Regions from separate parts of the Homo sapiens genome. Here region 1 is linked to region 2. A link is a loop called in an ENCODE intact Hi-C map of the cell type or tissue named here. Cell type or tissue: endothelial cell of umbilical vein. All regions are shown on one strand. Links, peaks and the distances in the headings refer to the core of each region. The heading gives the core; the rest is flanking DNA. Region 1 holds the start of PCSK1 (proprotein convertase subtilisin/kexin type 1). Region 2 overlaps LOC101929710 (a long non-coding RNA gene).

Region 1 (9,268 bases), core at 799-8,798, 90 kb after region 2:
CTGATAGAGGTCTTAAGATGACCCTCAGAATATTATTGCTTGAGTTCACAGTATATTCATTAGCTCACAGTAGGAGGCTAGTGATGCTTCTATTTTACACACATTGGAGGAAATACATGTTTTTCATGTGTGACAATATCATATTAAAATGCTCATTTAATCAAATATATCTGTTCAAAGAACAATTATTTGTGGTAAGCAGGCAAACACCTGGGATACTATCTATGGTCAGTGCCACTTTCCACTAAAATAAATTATCGTTGTTATAAAATGTAGCCATTGAATTCATAGTGATAAATTGCTATTAGCCACTATTAGTGATCGTTTGATTTTCCACTAATTCAAGGCTTTCAGAAAAGAACATGCTACATTTAGGGCAGTTGTCCCACTTTAGAGGGTTTGTACTTCTCCGGGTATCTATTGACATCTTTGGTTCATTTAGGACTATATTCATTATTCTTTTGAGCTAGTCTCCCTTTACTCAGTACTAAATTTGAGGCTACCAAATCCTCTAGGTAACCCTGCATTTTTAAAATTAAGAAACAAACAGTTGACAACAGTATATTACAGAAGAAACGTGTTCTTTAAATTGGTGATTCTCATCGCCCAGAGAATTTTAAAATAGAGAAGCTTAGGCCCTGCTCCAAGCCTGAATCTCAGTGAATCTTCCTATAAGCTGTGGATGGAACTGGGGAGAGAAATCAGCAGCCGCAGAAAAAGATCACCAGTGCTTAGCTCTGTTTTCTCTGCTGTCAACTGGTTTTTCTTCTTGTCACTACCTTAATCCAAGCTTTATCCTGAGGCAATAAGGTACCCAATATAGTAATGCTAAATTAGTGTAATTTTAGTAATATTAAACAAAAAGAGAAATAAGCAGAACCAGGAACGTGCTATCAGCCTTCTACAAAGAATTATTATTCTAATAAAATAATTTTGTTAAGTTTGTTTTAAAACTTTTGTTAGTAATGCCATCTTAACTAAAAATGGTTAGAGGAAAGATAGTATTGTAAATCATATATAAATATAGATGGTTTTCCCCCACTATTTGTTAATGCTTTTGTGACTATGCTATCCCTTACTCAAAGATCCTCCCAAGAATGATGATGTATTGTTTTTTACTATTAAGATTTATGTTTATTTATTTTGAAAAGCAGTTTTCACATTGAATGGTCTAGGTTTAGATGCATGCCTAGAGCTAACAGGTGGGAAAAAGAAGAGAGATTTAGTTTTTGCTGTCTTCCCCAGTCTCCTCCTACACGGTTACCAGTGCTATTTAGCCTTTCAGTAGCTGCTCAAGGAATACACAATTAAATCCCCAGTGTCCACCCCCATAGGTCATACATGATTTGTATGATGTCCACAGTACCCACCAGCACAATTTCCTCTGCTACTCATACCCTCTTTGGGTCTCAAAAATTCCTAATAATTGCGTGCAATTCCCAGACTTACTACTAAACTGTATTATGTCTCACTGTTTTCCCACAAGCTGTTTTCTATGCCTAGACTGTCTTCTCCGATCTCATTATGTGCTCCTGGCAACCTTTGACTTCTGTTCCCGGAGCAAATGTTTTCTCCTTTGGGCAGTTTTCATTCACCCCTCCCGAATTCCCTACTACTTTCATTCCTTCAACCAATGAATATTGAGACTTCAAGTACAACTTCTATGATTACACAAATTACAATCAGTTGCAATCATTTATCTCTAAGCTAGTCTCCTCTAGATTCTTGATTACTTGAGAGCGTTTCTTTCCCTCCTCTTATTCCTCAGCCCCTAACACGGAGCCTGGCACGAGGGCAAGGGCTGGCCAAAAGCAAAAGACTCATCTGCTGCTGGGACACCAGGAAGCCAATCTGCATTGATTTTCCTTTCGGGCATTTCAAAGACAATTTGGTTTATAAAGTTGAGAATGAAGCCTCTAGCAAGAGCAGGCGAATTCCCCAGAGGGTTCGGTCTACAGAATCGCCAACGCCCCCGCCGATTACTCATCCGTGACTCCAGCGGCGTCTCAACCACCACCTCCAGAAAAAACGCGCCAAAATGTTTTACAACTGCCTCCTCCCACGCTTCAATGCAGACCAACTTCCCAAGCAGGGGGCGAGGGCTTGATTCCGAGCCAAGGAAAGGAAAGCTCTAGACTAGAAGTCACACTCCCTAGGGTCCCCTCGGAATCGCTCAGCTATAAGCAGTCTCCCACTTAATGTCTTGACGCCCACCCACCTCCAACCAGCTACCTATCGACCAAGCCTTCACTTGGACAGGCAACAATAAGCTGAAATTCCCGGGAAAACGATTACGTACTTGGCTGAAGAACAAGAAAGAAATAGATCCCTTCCCCATAGTCAGTTCGGCATCTCGACCCTGCAGTGGGACTGGCCGGGCAAAGTTATGAAGCTTGGACTTTATAAGTTCCCAGTGAAAAGCCGGAGCTCCCTAGAGAGTCGCGGGGATAGATGGTCCCGTGTCTTTCACCCACCATTTCTCCCCCCAGCTTCCCAGGCTACTCCGCGGCCTCCCAACCTCCTGGTCGCGAGTCCCAGCAGCTGGCACTCTTCCAATGCCCTGGGCGTGCCCTTACAGGCTGCCAGGGCGGACAGCCCCAAGCCTGCTTAGCCCCTTGCATCAGGACTTGGATCTGATGCTGCCATATTGAAAAGAAGGCAACAGCCGGCTCCTGACGCAGACCGCCTCAGTCCCGGGGGATGGAGCGCACTGCTTCTCCCGGGGGCGCTTGGTTGGTAAGAGCTTGAGTGTATCTCAAGTTCCCTGAACAAGCGTGGAGGGATTTTTCTTCCAAACCGCGCGGGAACGGATTTCAATTCTAGAGCGGCCAACAGTAAGCATAAGCCCTACCCAGCTGCAGCGGCTTCCTTCTGCTTGGCTGCGCCCAGCCTAAACAGTAAATAATGCAAGCTTTCTCTCTCTCCAAGCGCGACAGGGGCGAGGGCTGGAGCAGCTCCTTGCTCTTTGCTACTCTGGGCTCTGGAGAGTGCAACCTGGGGCTCCCACTTGGAAGACCGCGCTCCAGTCCCGCCAGTCCCCTGGGGCCCCAGAAAGTTTCTTGAAAGTGGAAACTCTTACCTGACCCAAAAGGTCATAGCCCAGCTCCTCGGCGATGGCCGAGGCTGCTTCCGGGCCCCCGGGGATCTCCGCTGCCCATTCATTGACAAATTGCCTTTTCGCTTTTGCACTGTTCAGTGCACACCAAGCGCAAAAGAGGACGAAAGCAGTGCACTGCAGACTCCAGGCTCTTCGCTCCATAGCTCACACACTCGCTTGAACAAGAGTGGGAAGGGAAGAGGAAAAAGAAGCAAGATAGGAGAAAAGCCAGACAGACTCCCCCTTCCCACCCTCGGGCTCTAGACCACTCCTGGCTCCTGGTTGCTCTGCGAAGAGCTAGGAGGCGCGAGAGGAGAGGCTGGGCGGCGGCGAGCGCTCAGTGAAGCGCTTCGGTCTCCAGGCTGAGTGGAGCCCCAGCCCTTCCCAGCCAGAATGGAAATGAGTGTTTACACGTCAAATCGACGAAAGCCATCTCTTGACGTCAGATCTACCTGGACTAAGATCCGAATGGTATTCCCGGCGGGGCGGAGAAGCGGCTAAAATAAGCAGCCAGGGATTAGGAAAAGGAAGGAACTGTTTGCTGGGATCAGTTAAGTCTGCTCCTTGTCTGCCCATAAATTCTGTACCGTGAGAAACATTTTCACTTTTCAAAGAGAAGTGCCCCACTTGAACATAACTACCAAGAATCAAAGGCTGGGAGTGCTTTCCCTCCCTTCCATCCATTTTCTCTGTATTTACTTTATTATCTCATGTGTGTGGCGGGGAGGGGGGGAGGCTATAGGATTCTTATAATGGCCCTTTGGGCATCAGCACCTGCTATGAAGAACAAGGCTCTTAGGTCTTTCAAAGAGAGAGGCTAGGAGAGTAAGGAGAAGAAGGGAAGCTACTACTGTCCCAATTCTGTTCTAAATTGTCTGAGAAAATTAGCATGTCTATGTTAAAGCAATACTATTAAAAATGAATTTTTAACCATTCAAGCCACCTTAGTTTACAAGTTTACTTCCCTCCTCCCCTTTGTTTCTCAACCTCAGTAAAACAATATCAGTAGTTATACTCCGATATTGCAAAGCCAGCGCCACCACCACCTTTTAGGGTGTTTATCAGTAAAATGATTAATCATGTGATTTTAAAAAAACATATTTTTAAGAATTCGTCAACAAGGGGATCTAGGATCCCAAAAGCTGTTGTGTTGATTCAGGGAGGGAAAGAGCAGTTTTTATTTACCTCGACTTTCCATTGTGCCTCAGTAGAGCTCTTCACTTTGGTGCTGAGCTGGAGCTGTGCCATTACTTTCCCATAAAATGCACAATGCCTCTTTGTGGAAAAATGGTTTCCTGTGGGAGGAGAGCAAGGAAACATCTAAATGAATTCTCCACCCCTCACCCTAGGGAAGTGAGTTCAGTCTCCCATGGTGGAGCCTATTCGAACCCTGAGGGATTGAACCTGGCGGGAGATACCAGTGCCTAGTATTCAGCACCGAGGTCTGGACAGCGACACACGCAGGACTGCCGCAGGAGCTGCTCTCTCTTCTGAGCACCAAAGACCTCCACCCTTCTGCAGCTGGCCAGCACCAAGCTGTTTTCCTTTTGATATGTGCATTTCCCTCTTTTGAACAGCAAAATAGGAAATTGGCCGCAGGGGGGAGTGTGGTTAGGTTCATGATCGTGACAACTTGTGTCCAGCTCTTGGGAACGTGTTGGACTCAGGCCAAAAGTAAAATCGCCGGGAGGTGGAATTGAGAGAGTATGCTGCACCTGGGAAGTTTGTTTTTTTTTTTGTTGTTGTTGTTGTTGTTTTTTAAAGCTCAACCGCCCGAGGGCGCGATCTATGCTGTAGAAATAGAAGAAAGGGGAGAAGGTTGGAAAGAAAGCATATAAACAAGTGGAGAAAGGAAGCAAGAGATGTTCCTTACAAGAAGCAAATGAGACAAGACTTGGTGGAGGATCAGGCTCTGTAGTGCTAATTTTTCATTTGCCTCCACGTTTGCAGAAATGTGCACTACATAATTTCTTTAAACATAAAGCATCTTTACAAAATCAAATGCCAATGTTAATAAGCCATGTGACATGGTTAAGTGTTTTACAATAATGTAACTCACATGAGATGAAATGGAATGGGCTCCGATTGATAGCTTTGTTGTCTGTTCTGTAAATCCACATGTGTGAATGTTGATGGCTGGGTAAGCTGTCTTCTTTTCCCTTCACACCTCGGCCTGAGTTGTGGCCTCAAGCTCTCAAGGGTGTTTCATTCTCACAGCAGACAGACACTAACTGTGCACTAGCAAGGCAAGAGAAGCCCAGGGCAAATGTTTTATAACGGTAGATGTGTCAGAGGAGGAACATATTTGTCCCTTTCTTATTATTGTTCAAGTAAATCAGTTTGGCAGAGTGTTGGCAATAGGGTCCGTGTCTCTCTCATTAATGAGGCATTTGTCTTAAATGGAGCACCATAGAAGCCTGGAATAAACATTTGGTTTATATACCTAACAGGGCCAAGTAAACTCTCACAAAAAGAAGATAATATCCTCATCCACACAATACAGATATCAGTAAGTTAATCTGCTATTGTCTGATTTTTATCCTATGAACCTCTTTGCCAGAACTTCTGGCATGCAGAAGAAATAAATTTCTGCCAAGACTAGAGGTGCAAGTAGATTTAGAATCCATTTTAACTTTTTGTTTCAAGGGCTAGTCCTACCCTGATTTGTAGATCATGGTAGTGACCTCCAGGCCCATCAGTGTTATATTTCGTATTATAAATTGGAAGAGCCAATTATCACCCTTAAGTTGGTTTTAATAGCATTTGATTCATGTGATTAATTTATATAGAAAACCGGATACTCCAGAAATTAAGAGGACGTGTTTCCATTATAAGTTATCAAGTGATTGCCATGCCTTTCATGATGCTCACAACTGCCCAGTGATACAGCTAAGCATTCATTAAGGTTTCTTGGAGAGTAAAAGAAGCTATTAAGAGCAGGAAGTAAGAATATGCTCAAAGGAGATCTATAGATCACCATATCTCTTTAGTCTTAGGAAACAAATGTTTTAAACATTTTGTTACTACGAAATAAAACATATACCCTTGGGCATACTAAACAATGTACCCAATATTTATCACAAAGTGGACACAGTGTAACCATTTGGGCCAAGAAAAACATTTCTAGACCCACAGAATAACAGAATAATATTCCTAGATCTTCAAGAGATGTTAAAGAATGGGTAAGGAAATAATGTAGGTTTAACATTTTCCAGTTATCATGTAGACTTGCCTGTTTGCTATGGGTAACATTAACTGCACATTAACTCAAAGGTGTAACAAATTAGTCTGTAATTAAACTAGAAGATTTTTGGTAGCAGAACACATTATAGGGGCAAACCTACCTATAGCAGTGTTTTCCAACATAGAAAATAACAATATTTGTGTGGCACACTGGGGTAAACTGGAGGAAATTTGAAGACATCTGTATGGAGCTGGGTGAAGAGATTCATAACATTTTCTTTACATGATACAATTATGATAACAAAATAAAATATAACATTTTGGGCAATACATTAAATTGCATATTAATAACTTTAAATTGAGAAATCTGAATATGCTTTCACCAATATAAGTTTTTATCTGAAGTTTTATGCTTAAAAAGGCTATATATCATTTCTAATTAAAACATTTTAATGACAAATGATCTTTTTATATTCTTAATAGCTGCTGTCAATGAAACTTTTTTGCAAAATTCTATTTTAAATAATATAGCCGTCTTTATTTTCTTGACATATTTATCATTGGAGTTCTATATGAAAATGCCTATAGATTCAGAATCCATCTAAATTTTACAGGTCAAGTATGACAAAATAATATTGAAATTGTAAATTGGAAAATACACACACCTTTTAGAGAAGTTACCATCTACCAACTTTACCACAAATTGAGAAAAGTATCTAGTATACACAAAGACTGATATTGGGGTTACCACTTAAAGATACACCTGCCAGAAGTCCCTGAATTACTTTCTCATGATATCTCCTCCCGTGACCAAATTTTGGTGGGTGTGCTATGCTAATTAAGTACTTAGAGTATGAACTCCTCCAGCAGATCCACAGACACTTTTCACATGATGGAAATAGACATGCTTGCAGCAGGTTGCTGAAGTAAATACAGCATCAAGGTGGTGGACACGACTTGGTTGAGTTCCAAGAGCTCAGCAACAAGCTACTCACCTGGCCTTCCCAAGTGATTAGAAGACCAAATATCTTGAGGGACATCTTTAATTCTACTGGTTGGGATGCTCTGACCTATAGAAATGGAAGTAAAAGAGTAAAAAAGCAAAGTCTATACACTGCAAAGGCTTTGAGGTGGATGAATAATTATGAAGGATTTTTGCTGAATGAACTAGATAAACACAAAATCTTGAATTTAATGTAGAATTGAATTGAATTATTAAAATGGAAGCAGTGAGTGCCATAAATTCCACTTGCTAGAAATAATTGATCTTTTCTAATGAAAATGGATAATTAAATGTGGCCATATACAAGTATTTAGGTTCTTTCTTTAACAGGTTCTTTTAAAATATGCATTTACTGAGTGAGTTGCAGAGCATCCCTGCTTCTGCTTGCAGGCAATGCTCTTGCTTCCTCTGTGCTCTCAAACATTGCCATTTTCGTATTAAACTCTCAGTGCATAACTGCTGTCTCTGCTCCTGAAGTATGTCTTTCTATGAGAATTATAGACTTTAGTATTGAAAAGTGACCTTGAATATTATACAGCTCCTTGCTTCTCAAAGTCTTGTCCACATACCAGCATTATAGGCATCACTTGGAAGCTTGTTAGAAATGCAGACCCTCAGCCCCCACCCCAGAACTACTGAATCAGAATCTGCATTGTTAATGAGTCCGTAGTGATTCATACGCAATTAAAGTTTGAGACGCACTGATCTACTTAACATGCCTGGTATACATGACACTCCTCTGTGATATTTTTTAACAAGTTGTTAGGCAATTCCTGGTCTCCCAAAGCAACCCATTCTTTGGTTTGGATTGGCTGAAATGGTTACAAAGTCCTTCCTTATAATGATATTATAAAACCTTTCCTCATTACTACCTCCAGTCAAGCATGCTAATTTTGCCCTCTAGTACCACACTGACAAGTCTCAATCTCTTTTATACATGATAGCAATTCATACTTCGAAGGCAGATTGTTATATCTTGCCTAACTTTTTTCTGCTCTAGGTTAAACATCCCCAACCTTTTTAACACTTTGGCATTCTGCTTGCTCTTGTCCGGATAGGGTCTTTCAATAGAATTTTTTAAATGTGGCACCCAGAATAGAATATAGTATAGTTGGCCAACTAAAAAAAGATAATTTATTTTTCCAACTTTTTATTTTGAAATAACTTTATAGTTACAGAAAATTAAGAAAAAACAGTACACAAAACTTGTGTATACCGTTCATGCAGCTTTCCCTGGGGTTTACATCTGGTGTAACCATATTACTATTAGCTAAACCAAAACATTAACATTGATACAATATTCTTAACTCATTTATAGACCTTTATATTTTTCCAACTGTTCTATTAGTATATCTTCTTTTATGGTCCAGTATTCAATTAAGACTCCCTATTGCATTTGGTTATTATGTCTCCTCCAAACTGGGATATTTTATCTTTGTCTCTCACAACCTTAAAACTTTTGAGGAGTACTATTCAGTTATTTTATATTATGGTCCTTAATTTTGGTTTGTCTGGTGTTTTCTAATGATTAGGCTGGGATTAAACATTTGTAGGAATAAGTGATGTTATGTCATTTTCATTGACTTGTATCAGGAGGTACATGGTGTCCATATGTCTAATTACTAGTGATGTTATCTCTGATCACTTGGTTAAGATGGTATCATATCAACCAGATTTCTCCACTGTAAAGTTACTATTTGAAAAATAATATTTCGGTGTAAAAATTATTGACAAACTCATGATGCAGAGAGCCATAATGTAGTAATACTCTCCAAATTTATATTTTTGGAGAAAATGAAAATAATTTTACTTTCATAGACATTTATGTTTGTGATATTCATAACTTCTCATTCCACATGTCAGGAGATTTTTCTGTGAGATTAAGTGAAATAATCCATTTAAGATACTTAGCAGAAGGGTGAGGACAGAGAAATCGCTTAGTTTGCTACTATTATTAATGCTATTAACCTATCACTTTCCACTTA
Region 2 (9,268 bases), core at 843-8,842:
CTTTTGTAAGTTCAAGTTATTGCCATTCACTAATTATTGGTCATAACATTGCACATGATAGATGGGAAATGGAAGAGTGGGAGAATTAAGTGATTAAGCTAAAATCACACAGTGAGCTGGGGGAAAACCCAAAAGTGCAAAGAGATCTAAATTTGTTTCATTGGAAGAACACAGTTATATCTGGACAAAGCCCCAGAGTTTAAGTGACAAGGACACCTAACATAAAACTTGAAGTCATAGGCATGTAGCCAAATAATACAAATATCCTTGTTAAATGCAAGTGTATCCATACCAGTTATGGATACACTTGTCCTTGGAGGAGAGCTAAGGTGAGTCCTGCTGAGGACAGGAACTCTTCTGTGTTTGATTTGCAGGTAGAGCGAGTAGTTGACCCTCTGAGCCCAAAGCTGCAGAGAACACAGTAAACCTAGTAAACTGAGTGTGGCTATCTCCCCAGGGTGGCCCTCTGAGAATCCCTCCTAGGTTCCTGAGAGAGACAGGTAGACAGGCTATAGGTGGAAAGAGACAAAGTGCCTTGAGCTCTGTGGGTTAGGATCCTATCTTCAACCCCTAGACACTTAAAAGTCTTGCCTGAACTCATGGCCTTTCAATGAGGAAAGCATCACAGAAAGACTTTATGGTAATCGGACAGGAAACAATGACTGGGCAAAATTTTTTAAGCAGTCAGTATTAAGAGAAAGAAGGAAAGCCATGTCTTTGCTATTTACCTCAAGGTTATATTTTGCAGCATCTAATGCCAACTATTAAACAAGGATACACTCTTATCTAATTTGCGCTGTTGTCTTCCCAGGATCTGGAACATTTTCTGCGGGAGTCCACCTTTATCTCTAGAAGCCTCTGGCAAACTGTTTCATTTCAGCTCAGGTCCTTTTGTAGAAAGAACTTGATGCTGAAAGCAGCTCGCCCCTTCTGCCCTCAACCCCCACTCTCCCCCTACCCTCCCCACCATGGTTAACTTGTTTTTCATCTTTGTTCTGAGTTGCTTTGGCTGATTCAATTTTTATTTCCGTTTTTAATGAGTTAGTAATTCAGTGATCTTGGCTTTGAATCTTTGGAACTGTGGGTTTTTAGTAAGGATTGAATCAGCTTGTTGGCTCCTAATAGACTCTGAAATCCAGTAATATTCGTGATGTGTTTGTTCACTCCGTTGACTGCCAGGTCCCGGTAGGAGCAATGGCCAACAGAGAAGAATCGAGGTAAATCCTCCTTTGTTGCCTAAGAGCTGTTGTTGTTTACCCCAGTTTATAACCTCTTCACACTGAAGCATCACCCTTCAAAGGAGGATGTTGCTTCCCACTTTGATTATCATTTACTTGACTTTACAAGAAACTTTCACATCTTCCAAAACAGTAAGCTGTAAGATTTGCTCCAAGCTCTACGCAGTATATACTATGACTATTTTCCATTTAGAAATTAACTTACATTACAGCTGTAAGTCTATATACTGAACTTATGATGCTCGTTACTAAATGAATGATAATGGACATGAAATAGTCTGTAATTCATAGTCAAAATCTACCATTGCTATGTTTGTCTAAGGAAGCTTCAGTGAGTATACTTCAGATGCATATGAAGTTAGAAAAACAGTTAACAGAAATAGTTCAGTAGAGAAATCCTGATCCTAGGACTAATAAAACTAGATTTTCTTAAATCCAAATGCCTGTGAGATTCTATGCAGAAGGATAATTTGTATCCAGCATGTAAATAATCATGATTCTCAGAAGGAATTATTTGCACTTTAATTGCTCTTAGTAATGGAGAGTTGTGTCTTCTTATTTGTCCCCTTGTCATTAGAAAGTATCACTTACCATACATTTAATTCAAGTTTTCATCTTAAAAAATGTTACTCTAGAAATCTTGATCACAATCTCCTTTCATTCCTGCCCACTCCCATCCCCCCACCCTCCACCCCACCCCTCCACCCTGCTTGGTTTTGGTTTGTTGTTTTGTTTTTTACAAATCAGTGTATAACTCACTAAGGCTCAAGATACTATGTTTGAAACCTGAAAGCCAGCCTGAAGGTCAAATTCGAAATAACAATTTTCTTTTTGAATTTGAAGTCTCATTAGTGTAAGTGCCAGGATAACAACCCACAGTCTTCTTAATATAGTGGTTCCCATTTACATACTGTATCCTTAAACCACCTCTATTATCCCTTTCTGGGTGTTTTTCTTTCAAATGGTGCTTGTTTTACTTAAATAAACTTTCTTTAGATTAAACTTTCAGATAATGACTTCAAGTGGAAAACCAGTATCCTCTGTCATAATAAATGATATCCAGGAAGAGAAGTAATGGTAAAAACAATAAAATATTATTGAATTCTAGCTAGGAACATGAACCTACCACGGCACTGAGCCTAAATCTTTTTCTCCTTATGTTAAGTGTTAAAGATATGTTGAATACACTAAATGGAGACTTTCTCTAGACAGTATGATGAGTACAGGGAAGTTGAAAAGAACTTTCTCACAATATGATTTCGTGGATTTAATAGCTTCTCCCAACCAAAAATTACCTTTACCTTAGAAAAAAATTCCTTGATAAAATCAACTCAAATCCCCTAAGTTTAACAAGTGATGGTGGTAATGTACAGTCCTCAATGTGAGACCAAACTGAATCCAAGGCTGTATTCCCCAAGATTCTTCTTCCTCACTAATTCTCACTAATATAGAGTGGCTGCCGCCACCACCACCATGATGCCCTCCAGGTGTGCCCTCCTGGACATTCTGGCTCAAGCAAACACAGGCCTCCTTCCTTAATTCCTCTGAGGACACATGGGAAGAGCCTGGAAGTTTAAATATGACTTCATAGACAAATAGGATAATAAAAAGGAAATAAACAGAAAAACTTAACTCATCTGCTTTTTCATTGTTGGTTGGGGGTGTTTTTGAGGCAGTGGTTCCCCAACTTTTAGCACATATGGAAACCAGCTGGGGATTGTTAAAACAGAGTGCTGGGCCCACCCCCATATTTTCCAATGCAGCGGGGCTGGATTGGGGCCTGAGAATTTACATTTTGAACAAGTGCTCAGGTGAGGCTGGGGCTGCTGATCTGGAAGCCACTCTTGGAGAACCACTGTCCTTAGAAGACGCATTGCTGCCTGGCTTCTGCCTACCTGCCTTTAAGCCAGGTCCATATTTCAGGTCTATTTGGAGACTTGTCAAAGGACAGACCCTAATTATAAAATGGAAAGGCAGCTAGTCCCATACATAAGATTGAATTGAATTCTCTTTTTCTTGCAAGCTAGCATAGATTGGTTCTTCCCTCATAGCTAGCCGTATGACTCCTTCTCATTGAGATCACCCAGCCATATCTCCTCAATTCTTTATTTCCCACATTTGCACATCTCTGAAAATGGGATGTGTTTCACAATCATGCCACAAACGCCCTGAGCCTACGGGAATCCTGTTGTACTTGTTCATAGTATCATTGCTTCACTGAGTTATGTGCATTTTTGGTACCGCATAAGTTGATTCCATTGCCATTTAAAATGTCTTTAAAATTATGATACTGTAATTGAGCATTGAGACAAAAAGTTATTGTGTATGAAGAAAGGTGTGGGAATAGGGCAATGAAGCTTACATTTGGTATTGAAGGAAATATTTTGTTTCTAGAAGAATGATCACAATTTCATATTTTTAAAAAGAGCTATTAACAGTTTTATTTTAAAATAGCAACATGTACAATGCACTCATACATAGTTTGCAATTGTTAAAATGATGATGAAAATCTTTAACCTCACTAAAAAAAAACACATTTACAGATTTTAAAAATTCTTTTAGGGGGTACACAAGATAAAAATTTAAAGACCTCAGCTGTAGATTGCAATTTTCCAAATGGATCTCACAATACTGGCACCTAGCCAAAATAAATTCTTTAACCAAAGATAGGAAAATGAGAAAGTAGGACAACTTATTGATTTTTTAATAAAATGATGTTAAATGTTTTCAGTTTAAAGTTCTGTTCTATTTTCTGAAATTAAGGTGCTTGCTACCTTTTTAGGGGGTTGAGAGGAGTTTAGTTTGAAAATAATGATGTTAATATTAACATGCTTTTCTTTTTTCATTTCTACATTGCCTTTGAAAGCAACAGCTATGTGCTTTACAGGGCTTGCCTAAGGAGGCTACCTGTAAGGAGAAGAAGCTGAGTTTCATTTTGCTACTGAGAAACACACAAAGGATTGCCTTTAACTTCCTAAGCATTGCAACTGAAAGCAGAAGAAATTGCCAGATCCCTGCTGATTTATGAAATGCATTTCAAAGCCACAGAACTACCATTTTAGGCATTGCAGCACAATTTAATTGGCATTATTTTTCTTACTGGTCCAGAAAATAATGGTGTGATTTACAAATGTTGATGTCTTCAATTTGATCAAACACTGTATTTAAAATTGTATACCTCTTCCTGCTGATCTACTTTATCCTGCTCTACTGCACTATATGATTCACTAATTAACTCTAAATTTACCATCAGTCTCCTTCAGCTGGAAGATGAGCTCCTTGAAGGCAAGCATCTTTGTTTATTCATCGTAGGGTCTAGATAAACCAATGTTTAATACATAATTGTTGAATGAATTAATGACTGAAGGAATTGGATCGTAACCCCTACTTGAATGTAATTTTACACTTACCCTTGTGACCTTGATAGAACTAATAGTCCTGCCTTTGTCAGGCTGGCAGCTTTATGTCAAATCTACATTTTGGGTGTGTAGGAAGACTGGCCAAGGGACAATATCAAAGGCTAGTACCGCAAGCCCTAAAGCAATAGTGAAGAGTGACATAGTTTCTAGTGATGAGTCTGTATGTATAGGAGGGAAGTGGGCATTGGGATGAGGAAGGAATCAAGGATTATTCTCTTATAGCCATGGATATATTCAAATGTGTGGAATGAATGGATGAGTAAATGCAACATTTGACAATTTCTCCAAATATGGTTTTTTTTCTCATGTACTAATGGTTATATTTTTTAAGTGGTAATCTCATTACCTCTCCAAGACCAAGCAAGACATCAATCAAATTGTGTGAGAAGCAAATTCACACATTAACTTAACCATGAAAGCAAGCAGTGGCTCATGTGCCATGAAAAGAATTCAGATTCAAAGGAATGCGAATCAGGTAGCAGGCTGAGTAAATATTCTCACAATCAGACTATTCTCACAATCAGACCTTGACCTAGTGAGAAATTAAACATACTCTACTTTTCCTTTAGTCTTCATTTATTTTTGCTTAAGTTTGTGGGGGATATGCTGGCTTAATTTGCATCTGATGATTGTATTTCTTCTTGGGAGAAATGGAACAAGTGACTAATACCTACCAGGTGGATGGCAGGTAGGCAGAGGTGAATGGAAGCAGAGCCAACACATTTTCTGTGCCAAGTACAATTCCCCAGGCTGAATTATATTTCAAATTTGTTTGCATTGGTTCTTTCATTATTGCTTACACAAATAGAGCTGAAAAACCACATGGTTAAGTACAGAATACCGTGATATAATGACTTGTAGACACAAGGGGTCAGCATTTGAACACAGATGATTTGGTCGAAGTCTTGCCTTGTTCCCTTCTGCTGCTCTACTCTGGCTTGATGTGCTTATGTGTATGAGGGTAGATATGGAAATGAAATTCAATTTGTATTTTGCACATCGCTTTCTTTTCCAGTTTAGAATTTTGAGATCTCCCTTTTATATTTAATCAGTCTGTTATTGTCATGGGAGATGATATCTAACAAGGAGTCTTACCAGTCTCACTGGCCCCAATGGTTTCAGCAAACTTCAGTGACCTCCAGATATACGCTAATTTTTCTCTTCCCAAAAGAGCTTCTTAACCTAATCTACTCTTTTTTGAAGAGTCTTAACCTAACCTACTCTTTTTTGAAGAGTCCCTAATCTATGCTTGCTTAATACATGTGTTGGATGATACACTATTTTACTGATACAAATCTACCAGAAACAGGAGATTTGTGGTTGGAGAGATTGTATCTTGATTCTGAGCTTATTCTGAGCTTTCGACTTAGCATTGGGCTCCATTATAATTGCTCTGTCTTTGATCTGTCCTTTCACTTTCTACGTCTAACTCAGTGCAAATGCATGCTACAGTATCTCTTAAGAAACACTATATTATTCCCATAATTAAAAATTATTACAGTAAAATTCACTTTTTTGGGTGTACAGTTCCTTAGCTGGGTATCACTGGCTCAGGGTCTCATGAAGCTGTAATTGAGATGTCAGCCAGAGCTGCTCTCCCATCTGAAGGCTTAACTGAGGGAGAATCCACATTTGCTCATGTGGCTATGGGTGGGATTCAGTTCCTCAGGGACTGTTGGACTAGGGACTTCAGTTCCCTGCTGGCTGTTGCTGGAGGCTTCCCTCAGTTCCTTGTCATATCTCCATAGGGCAGAGTGACCCAGATGACACAGCTTGTTTCCACACAGGTGAGAAAGTGAGAGACTGAGAGAAAGATGAAAGTCAGGGTGTTTTTGTAACCCATGTAAAAGTGACATCCCATCATGTTTACTGTATTCTATTTATTGGAAGCAAAAGTAGGGAGGATTACACAACAGTGTGAACATCAGAAGGCAGGGATCACTGGGGACCATTTTAGAGGTTGCCACCATAAAGGCTGTCACAATGATCCAATTGAGAAATGATGGAGTTTGCATTTGGGTGGTGCCAGTAGGCTAACATCCTCCGATTGCAAAATATGAGTGACATTTAGAAGAATAAAATTGCTAAAACATGATGGTTGATTGGCTATGGTAGATAAAGGAATAAAAAATTTTGAAGAAGACTCCAGATTTCGGGCTTGAGCTCCTGAGTAGATGGCAGTACTATTCACTTATAATGATATTCTGCAGGAAGGCAGAGATCGTGACTGCTGTTTCGGACATATTAGCTTGCAAGTACCTGTGAGGCATCTAATTTGAATATCAGGCAGGTGGTTAGATATTCAGATTTTGAGCTTATAAGAAAGTTGTGGATCAGATAATGGATTTGGCTTTTGTCACTGTAGAGATTGTAATTGAAGCCTGTCTTAGGTCCAGTTTCTAGGAGCACAAATTTCCCAAATAACAAGTGAGTCAGTAGGAATGAAGTGAACAGACTCTTTCTAGTTCTACCCCTTGACTCCTGGATTCGTATATTCTACCACTGGATACACAGTACCACATAATGACCATTGGTAGAAGGTATATACTACATCCTAAAGCAACACCCAAACCTCATAATGTATCGTCTGTAAGCTGGCACCTCAGTTGTGACTTTAAGAAACTGTTCCAATCTCTATCAAAATAGCAATATCTGGGCTATACAGTATGTGGGAATTGGTGGGTTCCATACTCACGCACCTGTTCTGTGACCCCCATCTGTCATAAGTTGGCTTCCTGGTCTGATGCAATATTATTCAGGATTCCATGTCAGTAAATCAAGTACTCTGTGAGTCTTTGAATAGTAGGTGTGAATTGAGGCACTGCGGGCAGAAAGGCAAACCTATACCCAGAAAATATGCTATTCCTGGATAAGACAAATCACTTCTCTTTTCAAGGTAGAAAAGGAATTATTTGCAACTAAATGGTGTCTTCTTGAGAGATAGCATACTGGGCATCTTTCAGACGGGTTTCAGCAGTGGCAGTAACTAGATCAGCATTGGTGGGAGGGAGACCCTTCCACTGGGCTCACGCAGAGCCTCCATTTGAATATCCGTGACTATTCTTTGAGGAGGCCCAGTGTGCCAGCCCTGGTGTGGCCAGGGCTACCTGACATTTACCAGTCAAGTCATCCTGTCCATCTAGTTTTGTAGAGCCTCTTCTACAGTGAATACTCCCTAATGGACATTAATGCATGATACACAGTTTGCCCATTCCTATGGGTCCATGAACCTGTTTCTACTCCAGATCTCTTTGTTCCCAATCTTCCAATCCAAATAGTTCAATTCCAAATGATCCATTCTGCACTGCTCAGAAGTCCGTGCTTATCCTTCCTTCAAGCCACTCTCTTCACACAAAGTGGATGACCAGGTGCACTCCTGTTCAAAGCTGGGACCTCTGTCATGCAGCAGCAGTCTATTTTTGTTTGTACTAGCATACCAAGCTGGTCTATCTGTAAATCAGACCTTGGTTTTTTTCTCTCCTTCATCACTGGCGGGTCCTCAGTTATTATACAGAACCATTTTGGCATACCTGCATCTTGGGCTTTTGAATCTCTTCCTTAGAACTCTGGCAAGACTACTCTGGTACCTCCACCTCATTTAATGTGAGTCAGCCTTATCATCCCACACCAAGTTCCTAAGAGTCATCCCAGCAATGGAATAAGACCAGTTCTAAACCCCACAGGAAATCCTCTGAAGGGTCATTGGGAGCAAAAGTGAACTAAAACCAGGGAAGAGGCACAGAGACTGGTAAAGATGATTTGAAGAGAGCTGTGCAGCCACTAACCGTGTCTACTATGAAGCCATCAGGGTGGATGATGTGGAGAGAGGGTGAAGTGAGAAGAACACAGTAGTTCAGAGAGAGCCCTCCCTACAAAACCCCCAAACCCCAATAGTTAATGATTAATAGAGAAAGTATTGCCTACAAATAAGACAGAAATCGAGTTTCAAAAGATGATGCCAGACAATGTTTTAAGTAAAGGATTATTTCATTGAATTGGCAGATGCTGAGTCATTAAGTAAGCTGAAAAGTTCAAATGCATTCATCGGATGTAGTATCATGGAGGTCAATGATGACCTTGTCAAGGGCAGTATCAGTGGCATGGTGGGCCCAGGAGCCAGATTTAGAGTAAGAGTTGGAGGAAAGTAAATAAAGCCAAGTAAAGAAAGGTAACAGAAGAAGGAAGGGAAGAAATAGGATGATGGATGGAAAGGACTATAGGATTAAGGGAATATTTTATTCTACTCTTTGTTTTGTTTTTAAATTTGGAGAGACATGAATAATGCTAGTTTGAAGGAGGCCTGGGAGAGAGAGGGAGAGGGAGAGAGAGAGAGAGAGGGAGAGATAGAGAGATTTGTTGGTGCCTGATTCCTAAGGAGAAGACTCTAGGGAAAAAGATTCTAAGTCCAGATGAAGGAATTGCTTTTGATGGTAAGGGACAATCTCCATATTGCAACAGAAAGGTGGAGAAAATGATAGTTTTGGGATTTGATGGTGGGAAGTTGAGGCTATATAGTTCCAATCAGATGGTTTATTTTCCCCCAGTAGAAGACAGGGTCATTTGCTAAGAGTTCATGGGTTGGAGAAAGTAAGAGGATTGAGGATGGTGGAC

What was found. Hi-C counts contacts between places; a loop is a spot of excess contacts. Peaks named below come from ENCODE experiments on the same cell type or tissue, not always from the same donor. Only the 100,000 strongest peaks of a DNase experiment are listed, where the experiment ranks them.
Region 1: it touches region 2 in a loop (4-fold over the local background); 6 of 110 quality-filtered maps call a loop at or near these places.

The regions. Positions count from the first base shown.
Region 1 is chr5:96,429,784-96,439,051 of GRCh38, forward strand. It overlaps PCSK1 (proprotein convertase subtilisin/kexin type 1), which reads right to left and starts at 3,465. Exons shown (of 14, transcript NM_000439.5): 1 at 3,080-3,465. The coding sequence starts at 3,259. All of the region lies in intron 4 of LOC101929710 (a long non-coding RNA gene), which reads left to right. It also overlaps a transcript of CAST not described here and the pseudogene LOC102724070. RefSeq lists silencers at 4,342-4,636, 4,498-4,617. In endothelial cell of umbilical vein, for the core only: no CTCF peak of the experiment used is centred there; a DNase peak (open chromatin) is centred at 4,558; H3K4me3 peaks cover 553 bases; H3K27me3 peaks cover 2,711 bases.
Region 2 is chr5:96,339,411-96,348,678 of GRCh38, forward strand. The region is part of intron 3 of LOC101929710 (a long non-coding RNA gene); the gene reads left to right. It overlaps LOC107986365 (a long non-coding RNA gene), which reads left to right. Exons shown (of 2, transcript XR_001742457.1): 2 at 4,105-4,939. It also overlaps a transcript of CAST not described here. Among named protein-coding and RNA genes, the nearest start is that of PCSK1, 89 kb to the right of the region's middle. In endothelial cell of umbilical vein, for the core only: a CTCF peak has its summit at 5,533 (motif pointing right); a DNase peak (open chromatin) is centred at 5,541; H3K27ac peaks cover 417 bases.